Regions from separate parts of the Homo sapiens genome. Here region 2 is linked to region 1. A link is an interaction called in ENCODE POLR2A ChIA-PET data of the cell type or tissue named here. Cell type or tissue: PC-3. All regions are shown on one strand. Each heading gives the region's core, and the rest is flanking DNA. Links, peaks and the distances in the headings are about the cores only.

Evidence for each region. Peaks named below come from ENCODE experiments on the same cell type or tissue, not always from the same donor. Only the 100,000 strongest peaks of a DNase experiment are listed, where the experiment ranks them.
Region 2: POLR2A ChIA-PET joins it to region 1 with 5 read pairs; 4 of 35 experiments call an interaction of 5 or more read pairs at or near these places.

The regions. Positions count from the first base shown.
Region 1 is chr10:34,644,249-34,656,474 of GRCh38, reverse strand. The region is part of intron 2 of PARD3 (par-3 family cell polarity regulator); the gene reads left to right. Among named protein-coding and RNA genes, the nearest start is that of PARD3, 160 kb to the left of the region's middle. RefSeq lists a silencer at 5,979-6,178 and an enhancer at 7,122-7,221. In PC-3, for the core only: no CTCF peak of the experiment used is centred there; a DNase peak (open chromatin) is centred at 6,874.
Region 2 is chr10:34,961,700-34,973,925 of GRCh38, reverse strand. LINC02635 (long intergenic non-protein coding RNA 2635) reads right to left here and starts at 908. Exons shown (of 2, transcript XR_001747419.1): 1 at 1-908. It also overlaps the pseudogene PRDX2P2. In PC-3, for the core only: no CTCF peak of the experiment used is centred there; no DNase peak of the experiment used is centred there.

The sequences.
Region 1 (12,226 bases), core at 5,387-7,886:
ACCCTCGATATGAAATGCACGTCACTCTCCTTTCATATGTTCTCTGATTTCAACTGTGCCAAGTTTTAATTAATGTACTTCAATAGTACGAAAACTTGAGCATCTATAATTACATCTTTAGTAGCAATATTTAAAACCTTTACTGACAATATATTTATCATAGAACACTTCCTGGAATTAAGGTCAGTTTATGTGGAACTGACATGCATTTCAGATAGGTTTTTTTTTATCTTGAAGGTTAAAAGTAGAATACAATATAGGAGAAGCTAAGAGAAGCCCATTAACATTACAATTTTTGTGGTTTATGGGGGGCAGTGGTGTTAAGTAAGTTTAACAAAGGCAGGGAATTTTAAAAATTACTCTTTACTTTTTTCTTCAACATCAAATTTGTATACCATAAAAAATTTTGACATTTTGCTAGTATGTGAGTGAGCCATTCCCAAGTCATCCTTTTCAAATGTTGTTTGTTTTTGAGTTCACGTTGAAGAACACGATTAAAAAAATTCTTTTGGTTTTTTAATTCAGTTCAGAACTGAATTTAAAAATCAGAAATCTCAGTGTCTCCTGCTCTTTGCTGCTTTCCTTCATGGCATCTGTTGTTACTCTTAGACTTCATTCATTCCCATTTTGTGGCTTGTTTGTGGAATTTAAAGTTCTTAAAAGCCCAATTTCCTGGTCTCCAGTTACTTTTAAGATGGACCCATTGGCTCCCCCTTGTGTCTACTCTTTGTATTGTCATCCTCCAGGCTCTTGGTTAAACAGCTTGTAAGGTAACTTTATTACTGCTCTTGAGGAAGGGACAATGGCTATATTCGTCAGCGTTCTCATCCCCTTATTTACTCTCCTCTGCATTCTGCCCTCTTCTGCGGGGTTGGTAGAGAATAGCTTGGGAAGAGCCATAAAATGGAAGGTCTTGAAAGCCAGACATCAGAGTGGAGTTTTGGAGTATGAATCGTGTGCTGGTAATTTATGCTCCTCCCCATTCTGCACTTTTCTCCAGGGTTGGTTGTGATGTCATGAACTTCTCTCCATCTCACACACACCCACAGTCATGTATGATCAGGAGTAACACAGGCTAGGGCAGTGCTTATTGTGTGTTATACATAAAACACACAAATCAATGTGAACTAATATTCTAGAACAATTTATAGACAAACAGGTGCATTGTGAAAAAAGCTAAATGGGGGCCTTAGAAGAGAAACTCATATATACCTTTATGTTGCATACAATTCGAACTCCACTTTGTAATGATTTGATAGGGTGTTAAGTTTATTTTTCCTTTGAACAAACCTCGTCTTCAAATTGTAACTATAACACAGGTAGGATTGCAGAGCAAGTGTGTTAAGGCACATAAAAGTCACTTGATACTAGATAAAGGGAGTAGCTGTTTCCTTAACAGGTTCAAATTGCAACTATTACTGTAAAAGTTGTTGACGTGCTCAGCAAATGGTGGGTGGAAATGTTGGACTCAGAAAAAGGATTTGTCCTGGGCACGTCCGTTTTCGTAACAAGAATATAAGGTAATTTTTAAGTGCTAATTTAATGGTTCTTACTGTAAGGCAACGGGAGTGTAGATGGGGAAAGCTGGTAACAGGTGTGTGCAGTCACGGAGCGATGGCAATGTCAGAAAAGGTGGGGGTCAAAATTGTTTTGGACATTGATCGGAATTAAGGAAAGCATAGATGTGGAAAGGTGCAGTGTGTGTCCATATCACGGCAGAGTGTCTGCGGGAGAGTGACTTGGGAGGAGCTGTAGGATGGAAGATCTTGAAAGCTCCACATTAGAGGTGAACTTGGAGCATCTTGTGATTGCAGGGCAAATGGGTTGTGGGAAATGGAGAAGTAAGAAGTAGATTGTGATTGGTTTTTGTGTTCAATGTGATATAACTTAGCAATGCAGGAGTTTTTGTGGAACCTGGAACTCTATTTTTGTTTTTCATCTGTTGAACTTGTGCCATTCTGTAGAGAGTTATAGATATTTTTCCATAGAAAGGCAGGCAGTGCAGCTTGGATTCTAGAGCAGAGAGTTTGGATTCTGTTGGCTTGAGTTCGAAGTTCAGCCCTGCTGTTTATTGGCTGTGTGACCTTGGGCAAGTTACTTAACCTTTTAGCACGTCTGTAAAATCATGATAACAATTGTACCGATTGCATGGGATGTTGTGATGGTGAAAACATTGTTATATGATATCACCTTATACATGTTAGCTATTATTCTTGCCATTTTTTTGTATTTGCAAATTCTTTCCCAGGAGCCAGTAGTGGAATAATGTTTACAGTAGTTCTTTGAACTTTTTTTTTTTTTTTTACAGTTTTACTGGCACCAAATGTGTTTATCTACACCTAGTCCCCATTAGAACCATGCAATTACATTCATGTTTGTATAAAGGTTGTCAGTTTAATATTCAAGCAATTAATAAAGACAAGGTGTGAGTTTTTCTGTTAATGCACCTCTGTCTTAATGTGAAGCAACGTATAAGCATGCATCTTACCATAATTGGTGTGCATGTCTGTGTACATGGGCACAAACATTTCTCTTTCAGCCCTGTAATCACATCTCCAAGTAATCTAAGTCAAAAAGAGCAAAATCTAAGCCAGTGGACATGCTGAGGCTATCTCAGGGTCTTCTGGAATGATCAAGGCCAGAAATCCCATCTTCATATACATTTTTTTTTTTTTTTTTTGGAGTCGAGGTCTTGCTATGTTGCCCAGGCTAGAGTGCGGTGGCTATTCACAGGTGCGAACATAGCTCACTGCATCCTTGAGCTCCTGGGCTCAAGTGATCCTCCTGCCTCAGCCTCTTGTGTAGCTGGGACCACAGGTGCACCACCACACCTGGCAGTTTCAAATGCATTTTTATATAAAAGTGTGATGTTGGTCTGAGTCTTTTCCTCTTTACCTTGCAAACCTGGATTCATCATCATGGTTCATGTGGTATCTCGTGCTATACATGCTGGTTTTGTGTTCCTTGTGGGAGCATTTTTTTCTTTTTTCTTCAGAGAAGAGAAAGTTTGTCAAAACAAGGGCAAAGGTGAAGATGTATGGCTTTTCAAGTGCTTAAACGTGATGAACCTGTTTTTGTTGAGGGACTGAGGAAAGAGTATTATTGGATGTGAGGGAAGAAGCCAGTGGGATTCTTCCTTGCTGTCTAAGAGAGCATGATGTGAGTCAGGGGCTCTAGAAGGACATCACATGTTGCACATTTTAGTATCAGAAACAGGCTGTTTTCCTCAATGGGTTCTACTCTCAGATATTATCTTTTTTTAATGTTCGAACGTAATTTGCTTCCCCCCTAAAGAATACAGTCCTTGTAACAGCCCAAAATACCATTTTTCTGATTACTATCACTTATATAAGACCCTCCAAACCTTTCTCATCCTTGAAAGTGATCCATGCTAACACATAACACACTTTGTTCTCTTAAGCATGTGTGTTTTTTTGTTGTTGTTGTTGTTTTTTGCGAGTCTGTGCCCCCTCCCTTCCTTTAGAGCTCTAAGGTTTGTCATTAAAATGAGCACTTCCGTTTAAATGTCCTCCGGGCTCATCCATTTGCCTTAGCTACTCATTGTTTATTTGAAATGCAAATTTTTATATAACAGCCAAAATCTAACCCACTTACGCACTGTTAACTTTATATGTAAGCTCCTTCTTATAACTAAAGAATTCACATGGTGGTTAGTTATGGTTGCAGTCTGCCTTGCACTAACGTATTTTCATTTTCTAGAATGTATATGCATGCCTGTCTTTTCCTCATGGAGTCTTCTAGGGAAATCCTCAGCACACTGCGAGAGGGCAGTCATTTCCTTGTTAGGTGTGAGTGAGATGTGATCCATTCCCCAAACAGCGTGCATTTCAGTAAGGGCATTGTTTTTATGTGAGGCCGATCCATCCGTATCTATGCTATTGTCTGTTACTTGAAGAATATTGACTGTCTTGGAGTCGTATTTCTATCACATCTCTACCCTGCTGGCTTCACCATCTAAGTGGTCCTTCAGCAAACTTCTCAAACTAGACGCATTCCCTGTTTTCTGGGTTCTGGTGGTTAGCTTGGGAAGAAAGTGAAATGTGACTTGCCTAAGAAAGTAAGACCCCTCTCCCCATCACACCCATATGTGAAAGCTTCTTGGGCCATTATTCTTTTCATCTCAGCCAATAGCCTCTGTCCTTGCTCCTTGACATACTTCTTGATGACTGGTAGTGGACCAGCAAAGTAGTTAACCTGTCCCAAAATCACACACGAAGAGAGGCTAGTGTTTACAGAATTTCAGCCAGCGAGCCTGGTGCAGTGGCGTATGCTTCTTGTCCCAGCTGCTTAGAAGGCTGAGGTGGGAGAATCACTTGAGCCCAGGAGTTCAGATGTAGCACGGGAAGCATAGTGAGACCCTGTCTCTAACAACAGCAAATTCCAGCCAGCTTGCTTGGGAGCTCAGTGAGAACCCGGAGGAAAAAATGCTGGCCGTGTGGGTCAGATGCTGCGACTGACAGTGGGGATTGCTTGTTAAGCAAGAACAGATACTGTGCCTGCTTCTTGGAACTTCTTAGGGGCCAGTCATTAAGCAATGAAGTGACTGCACTCTGAAGTATAAAATTTGCCAGGAGGGTGATTGTATGGTACAACTGGAATAAGGGAATTTCACTTACAGCTTTCTTAGGAAAAAATAATTGTGTCGAAATCCAAAGCATGAGCAGAAGATAAGTGGCCAAATTGTCCACTTTGTTCTACCAAAAACAGAAAATTCCTTGTTATCCATGATGAAATGGGTCTAAGTAACTAATATGATACAGTTTTTGCAAAGCTCGGGTCTCTTACCAGCATACTGTATTAACGTCGCTTACAAAAAAACAACCAGCATGGCCTGGCCTTTGTTGATCTGTCAGCAGTGCTTATGGTTTTTGTCTTCACTGCAAGCCCCTCTTCAGGGACTGCGGTTGGCTGTAGAAAATGCAGTCCTTGGCTTCATTGTCCACACTTCCTGCCCAGAGCAGTAGTCTCTGTCTAGGGGACACCCACGTCTGGCTGGTGGGCAGGGAAGGGGCTTCACCAATTCCTGGTGTAAATCCGTTTCCCACTTTCTCTTCTTTATGTGCAGGCTTCTTCCTCTGCACAGAGAAAGCCTGTGACATGCCCTTTAGTGGGGAGTATCAAAGGGTTGTGAGTGCTCAGTATGTGAGAGAAAGACTAGTCTTAAGAGGACGTGTGTGTCATTCTTAGAACAACAAAAAGAAGACATGGAAAGTATTTGACTAATTGATTTTTGCCATTTGGAGCAAAAATCTAATTTTTGTCAAAGTGATGCTGGGACCATGTAATTTTGTGAAAGTGAAGCTGGAACACATAATTCCTCACACACTCAGCCTTGTGCGGGCGGCTGTGATTCCTTCGCCACCATGAAGTGAAGTGCATCCAAAGTGTGAGCCAGTGTACTGCCTTTTTTTTTTTTTTTTTTTTTTTTTTTTTTTTTTTTTTGAGACAGAGTTTCGTTCTTGTTGCCCAGTCTGGAGTGCAATGGCACAATCTCGGCTCACCACAACCTCTGCCTCCTGGGTTCAAGCGATTTTCCTGCCTCAGCCTCCCGAGTAGCTGGGATTACAGGCATATGCCACCATGCCAGGCTAATTTTGTATTTTTAGTAGGGACGAGATTTCTCCATGTTGGTCAGGCTGGTCTTGAACTCCTGACCTCAGGTGATCCGGCCACCTCGGCCTCCCAAAGTGCTGGGATTACAGGCGTGAGCCGCTGTGCCCGGCTGGACTGTGTTTCTTTTTGCACTTTTTGGTTTTTCATTTTAGTGTTCTTTTGTGCTTTCTGACCTAAGTGCTGGCAATGTGTACCTTCATGTGTGAATTGATTATGAAGACAATTTCTAAGAGCAATCCTCAAGACTCAGTTTTTGTCTGGCTTTCTGTAATCATTGAAGCAACTTAAAAAAAAATGTCCACTTCATCTTTAGAGTTCTCCCCCTGCCCAGGCACACAGGTCTCACTGCACACCCTATTCGTCACCCCACAAGATGCATGTGCTGTCTTTGGCTTAGCAGTTCACATGCAAATACAAATACAGTCACGTGCAGCATAAAAGCATTTCAGTCAGTGATGGACCACATAAACCACAATGGTCCCGTCAGATTATAATGGAACTGAGAAGTTCCTATTGTCTAGTGACGTCGTAGTGTCGACCTGCAGTGCAGTCCTTAGGTGTCTTTGGTGATGCTGCTGTGAAGAAACCTACTGTGCTGTGGTTGTATAAACGTCTAGCACATACAGTTGTGCACGGTGCATGGTGCTTGATCATGACAATCTTTGACTCTGTTACTGGCTTATGTATTTACTGTACTTTTTATTGTTATTTTAGAGAGTCATCCTTCTTTAAAAAAAAGCCCGTTGTAAAACAGCTTCAGGCAGGGCCTTCAGGAGGTTTCCAGAAGATGGCAGCTCCATGTGTGCTGTCACCTCTGAAGCCCTTCCAGTGGGACAGAGGTGCTGGTGGAAGACAGTGATGTTGATGATCCTGACCCTGTGTAGGTCTAGGCTAATGTGTGTGTGTGTGTGTCTTAGTTTTTCCCAACAATGTTTACAAAGTAAAAAACCATAATTTAAAAATGGAAAAAAGTTTATAGGATAAGGATAGAAAGGAAATATTTTTGTACAGTTGTCCAATGTGTGTGTGTTTAAGCCAAGTGTTATTATGAGTCAAAAAGTTGAAAAAATTAAAAGTATATAAAGTAAAAAAGTTACAGTAATCTAAGTTTAATTTATTGTGGAAGAAAGAATCTTTAGAAAATGTAGTGTAGCCTAAGCATGCAGTGTTTCTAAAGTTTACAGTGGTGTACACTCATGCCTTTGGCCTCGACACTCACTCACCACTCACTCACTCACCCAGGGCAACTTCCAGTCCCGCAAGCTCCATTCATGGTGAGTGCCCTGCATGGGCATACCATCATTCACCCTTTATACCATATGTTTGACTGTACCTTGTCTATGTTTGGATGCACAAATACTTACCATTGTGTTCCAGTTGCCTACAGTATTCAAGACAATAACACGTTGTACAGGTTTGTAGCCTAGGAGCAAGAGGCTATGCCATGTAGCCTAGGTGTGTAGGAGGCTCTACCCTCTAGGTCTGTGTAAGTGCACTCTAGCCTGATGGCACAACTATGAAATCCCTGAATCACACATTTCTGTTTTACCTTAATTAATTATGGAGATAAGGCCTTGCTGTGTTTCCCAGGCCGATCTCAAACTCCTGAGCTCAAATAATCCTCCTTCCTTGGCTCCCGAAGTGCTGAGATTACAGGTGTGAGTCCTGTGCCCAAGCCATGCGTCTCTCAGAATGAGTGTGCCCCTGTTAAGCGATGCATGTCTCTGTATGCTCATGTCATGCCTGGCCTTTACTGGCTACTTGTACAGTCATCTGTCAGCTGTGACTTTTGGGGCTATAAATCCATCAAAGTTCAGGAATCTCCCAAACTTGGTTCATTTAATGCTTAGCAGACGTAGCTCCACAGCCATATTTAAAACTGATGATGATGGTGTCCCTTGTTTGGAGGATTCATTTGTAAGTGACCATAATGAGTTTATCCTGGCCATTCCCCAGAGAACAGCAGGACTCCTGGTTCATCTAGGATGTGTGAAGTGACTGGCCCTCTGAGATTGCTGGGCTTCCTTAAAAATGTCACATACAAGGACATAGATTTTCACATTGTGTAGTATTGTTTATATCAGGGGTCCCCAACCCGCAGACCACTGTGTGGTACTGGTCCATGGCCCATTAGGAGCCAGGCTGCACAGCAGGAGGTGAGCAGCAGGGGAGGGAGCATTACTGACTGAGCTCCGCCGCCTGTCAGGTCAGCATCGGTGTTAGCGGAACTGTGTGTGAGGGATCTAGGTTGCACGCCCCTTTTGAGAATCTAACTAATGCCTGATGATCTGAGGCGGAGGCCAGATGGTTTCATCCTGAAACCATCCTCCCAAGCCCCCATTTGTGGAAAAATTGTCTTACATGAAACTGGTCCTTGTTGCCAAAAAAAAGTTGGGGGCCACTGGTTTAGATCTTGCAGTATTGTGAAGTAATTTTTGGTCTTCTGAGAGACTCCAAGCAGCACACCAGCATGAAAAGATGAGCCATTCACGGCAGCTCTTGGCATTGGTTTTAAGATGAAATACATCAATATTAAAAATAACTATAAAACATTCATGAAAGTTTTTGGAGTTTCTTTGAAGAATGTCTTTGAAGCTGACTTAACATTATTGCATTTATTACAGTTGCTCTGCAGTTCAACTGGGCTTTATAGGTTTGCATCTGGGGTTCACATATGCATTTTAAGACGAGGTTTGAGTCTGTTTGTATAAATCAAATGCAGTCCTCAGACTCATGTGCAGGCCGCATGGCGATCCCGGGATGAAGTAGATATTTCTATTTATAAACAGATTCCTGAGTACTTCAGATATTATTTGTATGTTGGACTCCTGTCTAGAATTGGCACATATCTACATGTACAGAGAAGAATAATGAAATGTCAGGGGTCTCACTGCACCCTCCTCTTTGATCCCATTCTCTGAGGTTTTAATTTGGGCCCAGGAAGCAGCACTTAAATATCCCTACTCCAGCTGCTAGCTTCAAACAATACAAAGCTAGGCTTCCAAATATATTTATCATTTCTTGGTTGAATATTTGCAAAAACTGACCTACCCTACGATTTCTCTCAAATAGGCCTTAGCAACTACAAATATGGATGAGAAGATAGAAAGGGAAGCTTTATGTTTGCTTGCATTTTAGCTAAAAGATAATTAGAAGTGCAATTTAAGTTATGATAATGGAAAAAAAGAGCTACACGTTAAGTGTGGTGCATTGACTGCATCGAGAAAAGGTGCAGTCTAAAGCCCAGCAAAGCTTAAAAGAGAAAAACTAGAAAAAAAGAACTTTTTGGAATATAAACTGTGACAGATTTTTTGTATTTTCTGTGGGCTTGAAAAGTCCTTAACGTTTTCGTTGTTACTGCCCTGGTACTATTTATGTGTTAGAATACAGAACAACTTTAAATTTGTGGAGTCTTATCAGTAGGACTGCTGGCTTTGCGAAACCCGTGCAAAACGGACACTTTGAAGTGACCTTCCCTGTTTAACTCATCCGCTCCTCCCTTCAGTGAGTACATACTACTGTGTGCGGTGTGCTCTTCCAGATGCTGGGATGCAGTAGTGAATGGAGACAAAGCCCCTGTCCTCATGGGCTTAGACTCCAGCTTATGACTTGTTGTTTATAATAAATAATGAACATTGTGAGGTTATTCACAGGAAGGGATGAATAATGGATGGATCTTCAAAACGTGATTCTGGTTAACTACAGACATCCTGAAGTTCCAGGTATAAAAAGCCTTCTTTAAAGCATACTATAGCAGTCAGAATGAATGAGTAGTTAATAAAGCTCTTTGCTGAAATAAAAGCAAATATGTTCACACTTCCAAAAAATAAATACCCAAGTGGGAGTTGTATGGTTCTGATGTCAAACATGTTATGAGACCATCAGAGGTATATGGAAATTTGGGGAGGAAGACAGTAATTATATAAAAGTGCATGCAAGCCTGGGCAATATAGGGAGACCCTGTCAGCCTGCAAAAAAATAATGATAATAAAAAATCGTAGCTGAAGGTGGTGGCATATACCTGTGGGTCCCAGCTGCTTGGGAGGCTAAGGTAGAATCACTAAGGAGAATCACTTGGGGCAGGGAAGTGGTGGCTGCAGTGAGCTATGATTGTGCTATTGCACTCCAGCCTGGGCGACAGAACGAGACCTTGTCTCACGCACACGAAAAGCAATTACTGAATTAGAGATGTGATGTGGGAAACGCTCCCATCTAAGTAATGACCAAGAATATTCCGTGATAGAGATGAAGTCTTAGCAGGACTTCCCTCTCAGGTTATTAGTGGTGATGATCCTGCTTTGTTTTATTACCTTATTACTATTATGCTCTCTGAGGTATGAAGTGATATTAATCTGTTTGCAGTGAGAAATAACACTTTATAGCATTGCTATCATTTAAACATATTAAAATATGTTGTAATGCAGAAAAACACCCTGGGGAGAGAGGTGAAAACTTAGGAGTTTAATTTGAAATGCAGTTGGGAAATTATTTGGACAGCAGAGAAAGCTTTAGGGCAAAATTTCAGTAATAAAGTATATTATTTTCTAAATTATTCATCAGGGAGTTGAGTTTGTTTTTCATGTACCTGGACTTAATCACGATTACAAAAAAATGCTTAGCTAATTGTAGTCATTCATCTATACTAATCCAAAAACAAAAATGAGGAGTTATTGATGGTTTTTATTTAGGTAAAACAATTTATTTGACTGTGAGTGGTTACATATGATAACCATATATTCAGTTATTTCTAACTTGCCTGTTTTGTGAAGAATGCTATTTTGTGACTGTTCCTGCGTCTCGCTATGTTTTGGGGGTTCTGGCCTAGTTCCTACAACATATACTCTTATCCCGGTTCTGTGTTGTCCTGGTGATTCTCCCAAGAGCTAATCAGTTAAAGAGATTTTCTTTTCCATTTTGGATTTTAGCTTGGAGTTTTACTCTTAGTAGTAAAATGGTATCTAAAAATAAAACGGGGAAGAATTAGAACATGTCAGATATAGTAACACGTTTTAATAATTTGCTCTAAAAATCTGCTCATCAGCTGATAACCTTTCGTTTGTCCACATGTCTGCTTTTTAAAACGCTTGGTTTCTTAATATCCCAGTGAGAACAGGCACCTGCAGAGATACTTAGTTGCTCCCAGCCGCAGCTGCAGAGCGACTTCTAGATTCTGCGTATCTTGGTTTATTTCATGCTGTTTTCTTTAAGCCATACTGTCTGCTGGTCAGATGGTAAGAGATACCTGTTTTGGAAAATTTGGTAAATAATCCAGGGTTACAAGTAAATTTAGCATAATGTAGAGGCTTTATTTTGCTCATTTAAAATATGTAGTCTTGGCCAGGCACAGTGGATCACACCTGTAATCCCAGCACTTTGGGAGGCTGAGGCAGGTGGATCACTTGACGTCAGGAGTTCGAGACCAGCCTGGTCAACACGATGAAACCCCGTCTCTACTAATAATACAAAAATTAGTTGGGCGTGGTGGTATGCGCCTGTAATTCCAGCTACTGGGGAGGCTGAGGCATGAGAATCTCTTGAACCTGGGAGGTAGAGGTTACAGTGAGCCGAGATCATATCACTGCACTCCAGTCTGGGTGACAGAGTGAAACTGTGTCTCCAAAAAATAAAATAAAATAAATCAAAATAAAATAAAAATAAAATAAAATAAAATAAAATAAAAATAGTGTTGGCTGGGTGTGATGGCTCATGCCTGTAATTCCAGCACTTTGGAAGGCCAAGGCGAGAGGATCATTTGAGGCCAGGAGTTTGAGACCAGCCTGGGCAACATAGTGAGACCCCATCACTACAAAATATAAAAAATTAGCTGGGTGTGGTGGCACTCGCCTGTAGTCCCAGCTATTCAGGAGGCTGATGCAGAAGGATTGCTTGAGCCCAGGAGTTCAAGGCTGAAGTGGGCCAGGATCTCATCATTGCACTCCAGCCTGGGCGACAGAGTAAGACCCTATTTCTAAAATAAATAAATAAAACATGTAGTTTTACCTCTATTCAGCAATTAGATTCCTTACAACTCATAAACTGTATGAGAAATTGAATTCCACTGTTTTTGTCACTGAGAATGCTCTTGTCCTAGCAGACCTGTGTGTGCTAAATTAAGGTCTGATCTCCATCAGTCACTAAGATGTGGCCAAACATAAAGGCTTTTCATAGTTGTTATACCCCGTAAGTGATGACCCTGAGAAATGAGAGTGAGACTGTCAAGGTACATCTTTTGTCCTTATTCCCTAGATTAGTTCTTGAAATAAGCCACCAGTTAAGAATTTTGGGATTTCCTGTGCACTGGCAGTGGTTGAAGGGTTTAACATGCCTGAAACCTTGAGCACAAATCCCTCCTGCAGCTGCCCTGGGCCATGTCAGCCGGCACCAGCCATGCTGTGGCACCAGAGAATAAGCCTGCACTTAATGTCATAGCATTTCAGAGAACTGTCGGAGCGTGGGGCTGGCCCTTGGGATTTAGCTGCTGCTTGTATGAAGCAGTTTTAAAATATTAAGCTTAGAAAAGTCCCACTGAGCTGGGTAAAGACTTTGTGTCCTTTGGGTCCCTCTCTATGTTTTATCAGTTTTCAGCTGCAGG
Region 2 (12,226 bases), core at 3,718-6,217, 320 kb before region 1:
GATGTAGAAATACCAGCCTAACAACTTTTCAAGTGACTCCTGGCCTAGATGGGTGGTTTTATGCACAGCCAGTACAACTGCAGCTCCTAACAGCTGTGGCACAGCTACTCTCCCATCTGGTAACCAAATCCATCCTTCCTGCATCACTTGTCCTCCATCTTCCTGGAGAAAGTCCTTTTCTTTAGAATAAGTAGGTGCAAGATCAGGTGCTTGAGGGAGCAGAGGGGCTGTGACTGATGCCCGGAAGGGGGCAGTTGCTGCTTTTCGAGCCTCTGGGTCAGCGAGGGAATTCCCCAAACCCACCAAGGTGGAAGCTCGCTGGTGTCCTCTGCAATGCATAACTGACACCTTGTGGGGTTTCCATACTGCTTCTAATAATTGCAAGATTTCTTGTTGATATTTTATGTCTTTTCCCCCAGAGTTCAATAGGCCCTTTTCTTTATATCATGTTCCATGCACTTGAAGGGTTAAAAAGGCATACGGAGAATCAGTGTAAACGTTTACAGTCTTACCTTCACTGAGTTCTAAGGCCCGAATTAAAGCAATGAGTTCAGCTTTCTGGGCTGAAGTGCCCTAGGGCAATGATCTGGCTTCAACAACAGTGTCCAGGGTTACCACCGCACACCCTGCACCTCTCTCTCCTTGTGGGTTGATGAAGCTGCTCCCGTCCACGTGTAGTTCCCAGTCTACTGATGCCCAAGGCTGGTCCCGGAGGTCAGGTCTGCTAGAGTAAACTGAGTCTAACACTTCTACACAATCATGCTCGACAGTGCTCTCTGATACCGGGAGCAAGGTGGTGGGGTTCAGGATGTTACAAACTTCAGCGGTTATATGGGGATTTTCACAGAGCAAACTTTGGAACTTGGTGAGTCTAGCATTCATTAGCCAATGATGTCCTTTAGTATTCATTAAAGTCACAGCATGGGGGGCCTTTATGTTCAGGTTTTGCCCAAGAGTCAGCTTATTTGCTTCTTCACTAGCAGGGCAGTTGCTGCCAAGGCCCTCAAACATGGGCCATCCTTTAGACCCCACAGTTTGGGTTAAAACTCCAACTGCCATCTTTTCTCTCTCTCTGACACATACAATGTAAAAGGCTTTGTCAGATTGGGTAGCCCCAGGGCTGGGGCTGACGTAAGTTTTTCCTTTAACTCATGAAAGGCTTGCTGTTGTTGGGATCCTCATTCAAAAATTTCCCGGTCCTCCCTCTTTGTGACCTCAAAGGCTTGGCTAATACTGCAAAGTTTGGGATCCACAGTCTACAAAACCCCACAGCTCCTAAGAATTCTGTCAACTGCCTTCTGCTCTTAGGCTCCAGTAGATTGCAAATAACCTGCTTTCTTTCTGACCCCAGGCTGCGCTCCCCCTGTCGGATAGTAAATCCCAAGTAACGTACCTGCTGTCGGGAGATCTGAGCTTTTTTCTTGGACACCTTATACCCACAGTCCTCCAGGTGCCGGAGTAGGGCATCCATTCCCTTGGCGCACCCAACTGCTGTGGGGTGTCCCAGCAAAAGGTCATCAACGTACTGGAGCAATACACAGCCTAGGTGTCTGGTGGGAAATTCCTGGAGGTCTCGAGCCAATGCCTCCCCAAAGATGGTGGGGGAGTCCTTGAACCCTTGGGGAAGCCGGGTCTAAGTGTATTGAGTAGTGATAACTGACTCCAGATCTTCCCACTGAAAGGCAAACAGCTTCTGGCTCTCACGGGCTAATCTGATACTAAAGAAAGCGTCTTTCAGGTCCAAGCAGGTGAACCACCTGTCCTCAGCTGGCAACAACCCCAACAATGTGCACGGGTTAGATACTGTTGGATGTAAAGTCACTGTAGCTTGATTAACCAAGCGCAAATCCTGTACCAGCCTGTAGTCCTTGGTCCCTGGCTTGGGAACAGGCAGGAGGGGAGTGTTCCATGGAGAATGACAAGGAACTATAATTCCAAAAGTTTTTAGGTGCTTGAGATGGACCTGGATACCTTTAAGAGCTTCTCTGGGGACCGGGTACTGTTTTTGCCTAACCAGCTGGGCCCCAGGCTTAACTTCTACAAGTACGTGGGCTTGGTTGACTGCCAACCCTGGAGGGTTGTCTTCTGCCCATACTCTTGGCCACCGCTTAGCCAGAGCTGGTCTTATCTCTTGGCTTGGCTCAGTTAAGAAAAGTCTCCGTTCCTCCTCTCGGGGAACCGTAAGGGTCATAATGACTCCCGTTCTGGGTAATGTTAGCAGCAAAGAGCCATGCTCTGTAAAAGAGATAGTGGCTCTCAGCTTGCTAAGCAAGTCCCTTCCCAACAAGGGCAAGGGACAGTCAGGCATGTACAAAAACTGATGAATCACTTTATGTCCTCCTACAGCACGAGTCCGGGGCCAGCAGAAAGCTTGCTTTGCTGAAACCCCCATGGCTCTGATTATGTCAATAGTCTTTTTGGATAAGGGGGTGACTGGGGCGGTTACTACTGAATGTTCAGAACCGGCATCTAAAAGAAAATCAATGTCTTTACCCCCGACTATCATTCTAACCATAGGCTCTTTGGGGGCACTTGAGCCCGGTCCCCCTCAGTCCAGTAACCCTTCTGCCAGGTTGAGCAGGGCCCCTTCCTCCTTGTCTGGGGCCTCCTGCTCTGAGTCACCTTGTTTTCTTTTTAGCTGAGGGCATTTGTTCTTCCAATGTCTTTTTTTTTTTTTTTTTTTTTTTTTACAATAAGCACACTGGTTACGCTGCAAACTCTGACAGCCAAGCTGAGTTTCTTTCCCAGGACCCCCCTTCCCTTGCCTCTTTGTGGGGACCCCTCTGATTGCTGCAGCTAACAGGTCAGCATTTCGCCGGGCCTGACATTCATTCTCTTTGCGGTTTTCCTTATGGCTTACTGCATCCCTGTTTACAAACACCTGGTTAGCTATTTCTAATAACTGATGTGTTCATCCCTGCAAACCCAGCCTGTTTCTGCAGTTTTCTTCTAATGTTTTCTGCGCTTTGACTAAGTAAAGCCATGTTAATCATGCACTGATTTTTAAGGCTATCAGGATCAAAGGGAGTATACATACGATAGGCCTCACACAGTCTCTCATAGAATTGTGCTGGACTTTCTTCTTTTCCCTGAATGACCTCAGAGACCTTAGTAACGTTTGTAGCCTTCTGGGCTCCCCTCTTTAATCCTTCCAAGAGAGCTTCCCTGTATCAGTTTAGCCTTTGCTTATCCTTTCTTTCATTTGGGTCCCACTGGGGGTTGGTTCCTGGTAACGGGGTCCTTACATACCCTTGGGGGTTTTGGTAATCAGCTGGTGCATGTTCCTCTAGCCACTTAGTTGCTGCTTGGAGCACTCTCCACCTTTCATCTGTGTTAAAGAGGAACATGAGCAACTGGTGGCAATCAGCCCAGGTGGGGTTGTGGGTCTGGATAATAGTTTGGAGCAAATCAATTAGAGCTTGTGGCTTTTCAGTATAGGATGGGTTTTTCCAGTTGAGAAGGTCGGCAGAGGTGAAGGGCTGGCACACAAAAACACGCCTCTCCACCATGTGACCATCTTCATCTATCCCAGTATACCGCTGCTCTCTCAGGGGCATTTGTATCCCAGTTTTGGGTCATAAAAGAGCTGCTAAGGGAGGGGTTTCTCCCAAGTCTTCACCTCCTCTCTTGTCTACTCTGGGTGGCCTACGGATATGCTTGTTTTGCGGAGGCACAAGCACTGTGGGCTCTACTGTGGGGAGCCTCTTTCCCTGGTAAGGGGAGGACACCACTGGGATCACTGGTGCCATCTCCTGCAATGGATCTTCTGATGATGGGTCGAACAGAACTTCTGGTGTTGATTTCCCTGGGCGGGTGGAGCGGGATCCTTCCTTAGCTATCTGTCCCTTTGCTACTAGCACTGCTGCTGTCTGCCCTCTTAGTCACTGTGGGGGGTCTAGCACCAGCTGTAACCAAGTGTCTATGTATGGGAACTGGTCTAGGTATCCTTTACCAGTTACCTTGTGCCACACCTTAGAAACAAGGGACCTGTCCAGGCTTCCTTCTGATGGCCAACCCACTTCTAATGTTGGCCAATCTATTTCACACGAAGTTCTATGTTTCCCTGGTGTCATAGTAACCCCATAGTCTCCACTAAATCCTTCCTTGGAATTTTTCAACATAGCTCCTTGTGGAGTGGGCTTACTTTTGTCTGACCCATGTTTCCTGAAGACAAAACACCACACTCATACCACACGCACACCACAGAACAAAGAATGGGTAAAAAGGACACACACACACTTTTTCAGTTTACACCAGGCCAGAATCAAAACCAAAATCAGAGTATCCAGAAATCCAAGCCAGGTCAAAACCAAAACCATAGTATCAAGCAATTCAAGTCAAGTCAAAAACAAGAACCAAAGTGCCGGTACAGGCACACCGTGGGTGATCAGGCCATGCTTCCACTCAAATGGAGCGAGCAAGTTCCAAAGACCAGTCTTACCAAGTTTCAGATGTCCGGACTCCAAGTGCCCATTCCTTCCCAGTGTTCAGCCACTGCGTTGATCCTCCGCGGGGGCCTGCCACACACTGCTCTGATGAGGCGTTCCACCGGGGCAATTGCTTACCCGGGAGCCCTCTCAGGATCCACCTCGCTCGAGCTGGTCAGAGTCCCCTGCAGGGATGTTCCACAGGGCAGGCCTAAGGGGCTGCCTCGACCCGTCCCTTAATCACCTCGCTTCCTGGTCAGGGAACCAAGAAATGTAGCAGGACTGGCTGCAGACAAAACTCCTCAGACGCCGGATTGAAGAAGGAAGAGGTTTTTATTCGGCTGGGAGCGTTGGCAGACTCACGTCTTAAGAGCCCAGCTCCCCGAAGACAGAGTTCCTGGCCCTTTTAAGGGCTTACAACTCTAAGGGGGTCCACGTGAAAGAAAGGGTCGTGATGGATTGAGAGCACATGTGGTTAGAGTGGGGGGGCGTTAATCTTTTAACCTCAGGCCAGGTCATCAGTGGCACCGGCTGGTCTTGCCACTGACTTCATTGCTATTGTTTTTCAACTTTTACTTCCTCCTGCTCTTCAGAGACAGGAGACGGTAAGAGAAATGGCTGCACTCCAGCTTGGGCAACACAGTGAGACCCTGTCTCTAAAATAATAATAATAATAATAATAATAATAATAATAATAATAATAAAAGATGGAGCACTAGATCAAGACTGAAAGACCTTGATTTAAGTGAGAATAGCAGAGTAGTGTGTATAGTAAATATCATCTGTCTAAAAAAAGAAAAGCTGAAAAATATGTATTTATAAAATCTCTCTGGGCTAGGCGTGGTGGCTCATGCCTGTAATCCCAGCACTTTGGGAGGCCGAGATGGGCAGATCACCTGAGGTCAGGAGTTCAAGACCAAATTGGCCAACATGGTGAAACCCCGTCACTAATAAAAATACAAAAAATTAGCTGGGCGTGGTGTCGGGCGCCTGTAATCCCAGCTTCTAGGGAGGCTGAGGCCAGAAAATCACTTGAACCTGAAAGGCAGAGGTTGCAGTGAGCTGAGATTGTGCCCACTGCACTCCAGCCTGGGTGACAGAGCAAGACTCTGTCTCAAAAAAAAAAGAAAAGAAAGAAATCTCTGGAAGGTTACTTAAGAAATGAAAAACATCAAGGGCTTCTGCAGAGGAGAGGCAGGAGGCTGGGGCCCAGGGAGACAGGATTTCCACTATATCCCTAAGTATATTTTGGGTTTTGAACCATGTGAATATATTACCTATGCAAAAAATAAATTAAAAAGTATAATATATTTATTATAAATATAAAAAAGTATGAATAAAAAAGGTTTGAGGCTGGGAGTGGTGGCTCACATTTGTAATCCCAGCACTTTGGGAGGCTGAGGAGGGAGGATTGCTTGAGGCCAGGAGTTTGAGTCCAGCCTGGGCAACATAGCAAGACCTCCCCCCTCAACAAAACAAAACAAAACAAAAAAAGTGTTGAGTTTGAATTCTAAGCCACTAGATAACTTTGGAAACATCACTTTCCCCGTCTGTAAAATGGAGAAAACAGTACCTGTTTCAGGCAGTCTTTGCAAGAAGTGAGTGGCTTGTGAGTGTTGGTGACCCTCTGAGGCACCCCACAGAGGTAAGGGCTTGTCCTCTGGCCTCCCGATTCCCCCGGGCCCTCCCTCCTTCTCACCCTGTCTTGCCCTTCAAATGAAGCTGTCAAGGCCAAACTGTGCGCCTGCCAAGATGGCCCCCACTGGAATTCTTCCCTTGGCTCTCTGCCTGTTGGAACACAGCTAATAGCATGAAGGAAAAGCCACACTTCGAGGATCTGGGCATTTCAAAGCAGTCAAGCAGCTCTTTTTGTTTTCTCAGGCTCTCCGCTTGCCAGCTAGTTCCACACATTAGAAATATTTTGGGTCAGCTCTGCAGTTCTCAACCATAGCGCATCCGTCTTGTTTCATGACTACTTCCCTATAATAGCTCTGGGAAAAACTGCACTGGGCCTCGTCCCAAACCACGCTGCTGGCATCCCAAGCTGCATTCAATATGGTGCCTTCGGGTAGTAATTATAAGAGAAGTCGAAAACTCCTGCGACTTCCTCGGGTTTGGTCTGGAGCTGTTTGGGTTGAGTTTCTAGAGAGTTGTCGTCACTATGACCTTCAATGCTTGAGGCAGGAAGAGGAGTTTAATTTACCATGTTTCTGCTGGTTCCAATAACCCTGCTCTTCTCTGCAGCCCGGTGGCTTTTTTTTCCTCCTTGATGTGGATATTTATTGAGTGTCGATGCAAAATGTGATGCTGAAGGAGGTACTTTTTTTTTTTTTTGAGACGGATTGCAGGCATGAGCCACTGCACCCGGCCGAGGTGCTTTCTTTGTTGCCTGGGATATGGCTGCCAGATTTGGCAAATGAAAATGCAGGATACCCAGTTATATCAGAATTTCAGGTAGTGAAGAATTTTTTAGTATAAGGATGTCCTGTGCAATTTTTAGGATATACATTGGAATTATTTATTGTTTTAGTATATAAATATGTCCCATGCAATGTCTGTTTTTTTGTTGGTTTGATTGAGTTTTTTGTTTGTTTGTTTGTTTGTTTGTTTTGCCTTTGTTTTTTGAGACAAGGCCTCACTCTGTTGCCCAGGTTGGACTGCAGTGGTGTAATCTCAACTCACTGCAGCCTCGACCTCCTGGGCTCAAGCAATCCTCCTGCCTCAGCTTGTCACGTAGCCAGAATTACAGGCGCACAACACCATGCCTGGCTAATTTCTAAATGTTTTCAAATATAAGGTCTTTCTATGTTGCCCAGGCTGGTCTCTAACTCCTTGGCTCAAACACTGCCTCAGCCTCCCAAAGTGCTGGGATTACAGATGCGAGTCATCATGCTCGGGCCTCCCATGGAGTATTTGCACATACTTACATTATAAATTATTCACTGTTTATCTGAAATTCAGATTTAACTGGTTGTCCTGTATTTAATTAATTAATTTATTTATTCATTTATTTATTTTCTGTCCCTAATACTTTATTGGTCATTTCCAGGTCTGTGTGCAGCTGGGTGGGTTTTGGGGAGGGTGTCACTATTCACCAGCTCCCAGTTGGAAGCATGAGAAGGCCTTGGCCTAGCTCTCCAGGGTCCCAGGCTGTACAGTTTAGAGAGGAAGATCTGGCCTTTCCTGGGTCAACACAGGGCACTCATGGAGGGGCACAAGCTCATGATCCATCAGCCAGCCTAGTTGTGTTTGGAGAAATATTCCTTGCTGTCATTCACGCTGGGCTTGATCATGTCACTGCCAGGCTTCCAGCCAGCAGGACAAATTTCCGGGTGCTCGTCTGTGTACTGGAAGGCCTGGACCAGCCGCAGGGCCTCATCCACAAAGTGTCCCACAGGCCAATCATTAACAGCGATCTGGGGAAGGACATCCTTGCCATGGATGATAAAGAGGTCCCTGCAGGCCAGGCGTGGTGGCTCACAGATGTAATCCCAGCACTTTGGGAGGCCGAGGCAGGCAGATCACCTGAGGTCAGGAGTTCGAGACCAGCCTGACTGACGTGAAGAAACCCCGTCTCTACTAAAAATACAAAAATTAGCCAGGCGTGGTCGCGCACTCCAGTAATCCCAGGTACTCGGGAAGCTGAGGCAGGAGAATCACTTGAACCGGAGAGGCGAAGGTTGCAGTGAGCCGAGATTGCATCATTGCACTCCAGCCTGGGCCACTCCGTCTCAAAAAAAAAAAAAAAAAGCCCCTGCAGACAATGCCCTCGTCTGTTTTCAACACGCCGTAATTCTCAGACAACTTCAGGTCACGTCAGCAAGCAGAGGGGTGTCCAGGGACTCAAAGCCTCCCTCCTTCCGGGGGATGTTGATCCAAGCCAGGTGGGTGAACTGAGCCCACCGAGGTCCCCAGCACTTTGCAGCTTTCGGAAGCCCTCAGCATGGTCGCTGAATGCGATGATCTCTGTGGGGGCACACGAAAGTGAAGTCCAAGGCTCAGTGGCTCACACCTGTAATCCCAGCACTTTGGGAGGCTGAGGCTGGCAAATCACCTGAGGTCAGGAGTTCAAGACTGACCTGGCCAACATGGTGAAATCCCATCTCTACTAAAAATACAAAATTAGCAGGGCAAGGTGGCATGTGCTTGTAGTCCCAGCTACTTGGGAGGCTGAGGCAAGAGAATCGCTTGAACCCACGAGGCAGAGGTTGCAGTTAGCTGACATCGAGCCACTGCACCCCAGCTTGGACAACAGAGCTAGACTCTGTTTAAAAAAAAAAAAAAAAAAGTGAAGTCCAGAGGATGGAAAAGAGGACCACGTGCTTCCCTCTGTAGTCCAACAGCTTTACCTCCCTGTAGGTGCCATCCACCACGGCAGTGGCCTTGAAGTCAGGGGTGAGCTTTCCAATGTGCATGTTACCGGAGGCCATGACTGAAAGCTCCACGGGCAAAGGCCAGATGCAGGATAACCGGATGCGTGGACCCGTGCTCTCAGTGCCCTGGGCATCCTGTATCTATTTACCCGGCCACTCTGCCTGTGAAAGACATGAGCAGAATTCTCTTCAGTCATGCAGAGGAGATAAGAGGCCCATTCCTCTTGTTCTCTGGCCTGAGCCTGCTTCTTTATTTTCTTATTATTTTTTATTATTTTTATTTTTTAGAGATGATCTCACTCTGCTGCCAAGTCTCAAGTTCAGTGGCATGATCATGGCTCACTGCAGCCTCTAACTCCTGGCTCAAGCGATCCTCCCATCAACCTCTGGAGTAGCTGGGACTACAGGCGCACACTACCATGCCTGGCTAATTATCATTATTTTTTAAATTTCTTCTAGAAACAAGGTCTTGCTCTGTTGCCCAGGCTGCTCTTGAACGCCTGGACTCAAGTGATCCTCCCACCTCAACCTCCCAAAGTACTGAAATTACAAGTGTGAGCCACTGTGCCCAATCTGGCCTGAGCTTGCTTCTTTAGCCCAACTCTCCACCCTTGGGCCACAACATGAGAACTCCCCACAGGGACAAGTCCCCAGTGCGCTTGCTTTGACTGACACTCTCTACTGCGCACGGGGCCTTGCCCTGCCTGGCACCCACTTCCAGAGCCCACCTAACCTCTGAGTCCTGCGGCTGCCGCTCTGCCTGCACCTGGGATCCGCCCACGCGGCTCGGCTGGGGCTGCCTTGCTCCCTCTTTAGCCACACATCCACACTTGGTTTCCACCTGGGTTTCTTCTGTGTCCACTCTGAGGAATAATTCAGGCTGATTCCTGATTCCATGCAACCTGAGACCCTGCTCGGGTTCTGGATCCTGTGACCCTAGCTCTCAGCAGATCTGTCCTGTCCTGTTTTTTTTTTGTTTGTTTGTTTTGTTTTGTTTTTTTAGACGGAGTTTCGCTCTGTCGCCCAGGCTGGAGTGCAGCGTCGTGATCTCTGCTCACTGCAACCTCTGCCTCCCTGGTTCAAGTGATTCTCCTGCCTTAGCCTCCCAAGTAGCTAGGATTACAGGCACACGCCACCATGCCCAGCCAATTTTTGTAGTTTTAGTGGAGACGGGGGTTTCACCATGTTGGCCAGGCTGGTCTCGAACTCCTGACCTCAAGTGATCCACCTGCCTCGGGCTCCCAAAGTGCTGGGATTACAGGTGTGAGCCACCATGCCCTGTCCTCTTAAAATGGTTCTGCCTGCTGACTTGATGTTAGAATCTAGCTCAGAGAGGATTTTTTTTTTAAAGAAGAAGCAGCCGCTATCAGTCTAGAGGCCCTACTTCCATAAACCCAGACACTCTCCTTGAAATCCTGTTATCAAAAGCCCCAAGCCAATTCTGAAGGCAGGAGTCCATGTGCAGCCGGGCAGAGTCCCAGCCAGCACCCTCTCCATGGGCTTTCTCTTCTCAGGGGAGGCAGCGATTGGGGTGCACTTTCTGCACTTTTATTCTGGCTCAGCAGGTGAGTCCCCAATACAGTCTGGGCCAGAGTCCTTAAAGAGAGCTGTGGCATCTGAGAAAACAGAATTCAAACTCACTTCTGGATGTCTTTGTGATGCCAGATGCCCTGCTGGCTCCTGGGAGCACACACTCACTCAATGACCTAAATGCCCTGGGACCCTCTTGCAAGACGGGCCATGTGAATGGAGCCATCCTGCCAGCTGGTGGCCTCCAAGATGGCACACAAAGCTGCCTCCCTGTGACTTCTTAAAGTCCGACCTTTGGCCAGAGGACATAAAGTATCAAATCTGTGTTTGTTTGCTGGTCTGCCATGACAAAACACCACCAACTGAATGGCTGAAAGCCACAGAAGTCTATTGTCTCCTGGTTCTGGAGCTCAGGAGTCCAAAATCAAGGTGTTGGCAGGGTCGTCCTCCCTCTGAAGCCTGCAGAGGAAAACCCTTCCTTGACTCAGCCTAACTTCTGGTGGTTTGCTGGCCATGTTTGGCATTCCTTGGCTTCTGACAGGTCCCTCCCACCTTCTGTTGTCACATGGCGTTCTCCCCTGTCTTGTGGGCCAGAGGCTGCCCATGAACAAAATATTTTAACACACACTGGTTGGTTTTTAACAGACAAAAATCAGAAAAGTATGCACAAAAATCTGGATTTCCATAGGCCTTTGTAACTGTGACCACAGCTTAGGCTTTGCTGGGGAGCAGGTAACAGTCTTATCACCAGCATGAGTGTACATGGGTTTGTTGTGTCTTTTTCCAAGAATAAGCACAGAAGAAGGGTGGAGGGAATAGCTTCTGTGCATGTGAGGTGGGATGTGAGAGTGGGGACAGAGGGAGAAAGACAAAATGCCCACAGGCAGGCTGGACGCGGTGGCTCATGCCCGTAATCCCAGCACTTTGGGAGGCTGAGGTGGGTGGATCAAAGCCTGGCCAACATGGTAAAACCCTGACTCTACTAAAAATACAAAAATTAGCTGGTCATGGTGGTGCCCGCCTGTCATCCCAGCTACCCGGGAGCCTGAAGCAGGAGAATTGCTTGAACCTGGGAGGTGGAGGTTACAGTGAGCCAAGATCACACCACTGCACTCCAGCCTGGGCAACAGAGCAAGACTCCATCTGAAAAAAAAAAAAAAAAACATTATCCAGAGGCAGGAGCTGGTGGCAAAAAATGCCCTGGGTGGTTTGGGGCAGGATAGCTCTGTGTGAGGAGCTGGAGGCCCAACACTCATCCCCCTATGGCCCTGGCCCCGGGCTGTGTTCCTGAAATTCACATCAACTCTCCTCACCTGCCGAGGTGGGCAGATCATTTGAGGTCAGGAGTTTGAGACCAGCCTGGCCAACATGGCAAAACCCTGTCTCTACTAAAAATACAAAAATTAGCCAGGTGCGGTGGCACGCGCCTATAATCCCAGCTAGTCAGGAGGCTGACCCAGGAGAATCGCTTGAACCCGGGAGGTGGAGGTTGCAGTGAGCTGACATCGCGCCATTGCACTCCAGCCTGTGCAACAGAGCAAGACTCCATCTCAAAAAAAAAAAAAAAAGACAGGATTTTATTATGTATTTATTTACTTTTAGAGACGGGTGTCCCCCTGTCACTCATCCTGGAGTGCTGTGGTACAATCATAGCTCACTGCAGCCTCAAACTCCTGGGCTCAAGTGATCATCCCACCTCTGCCTCCCAAGTAGCTGGCACTATAGGCATGTGCCCCTGCACCCGGCTAATTTTCTTATTTTTTGTAGAAATGGGGGACTGGCTATGTTGCCTAGGCTGGTCTCGAGCGTCAAGACAAGTTTATTTATTTATTTATTTTTAAATTTTTTAAAACAGACATAGGGTCTTTTATGTTGCCCAGGCTGGTCTTGATTTCC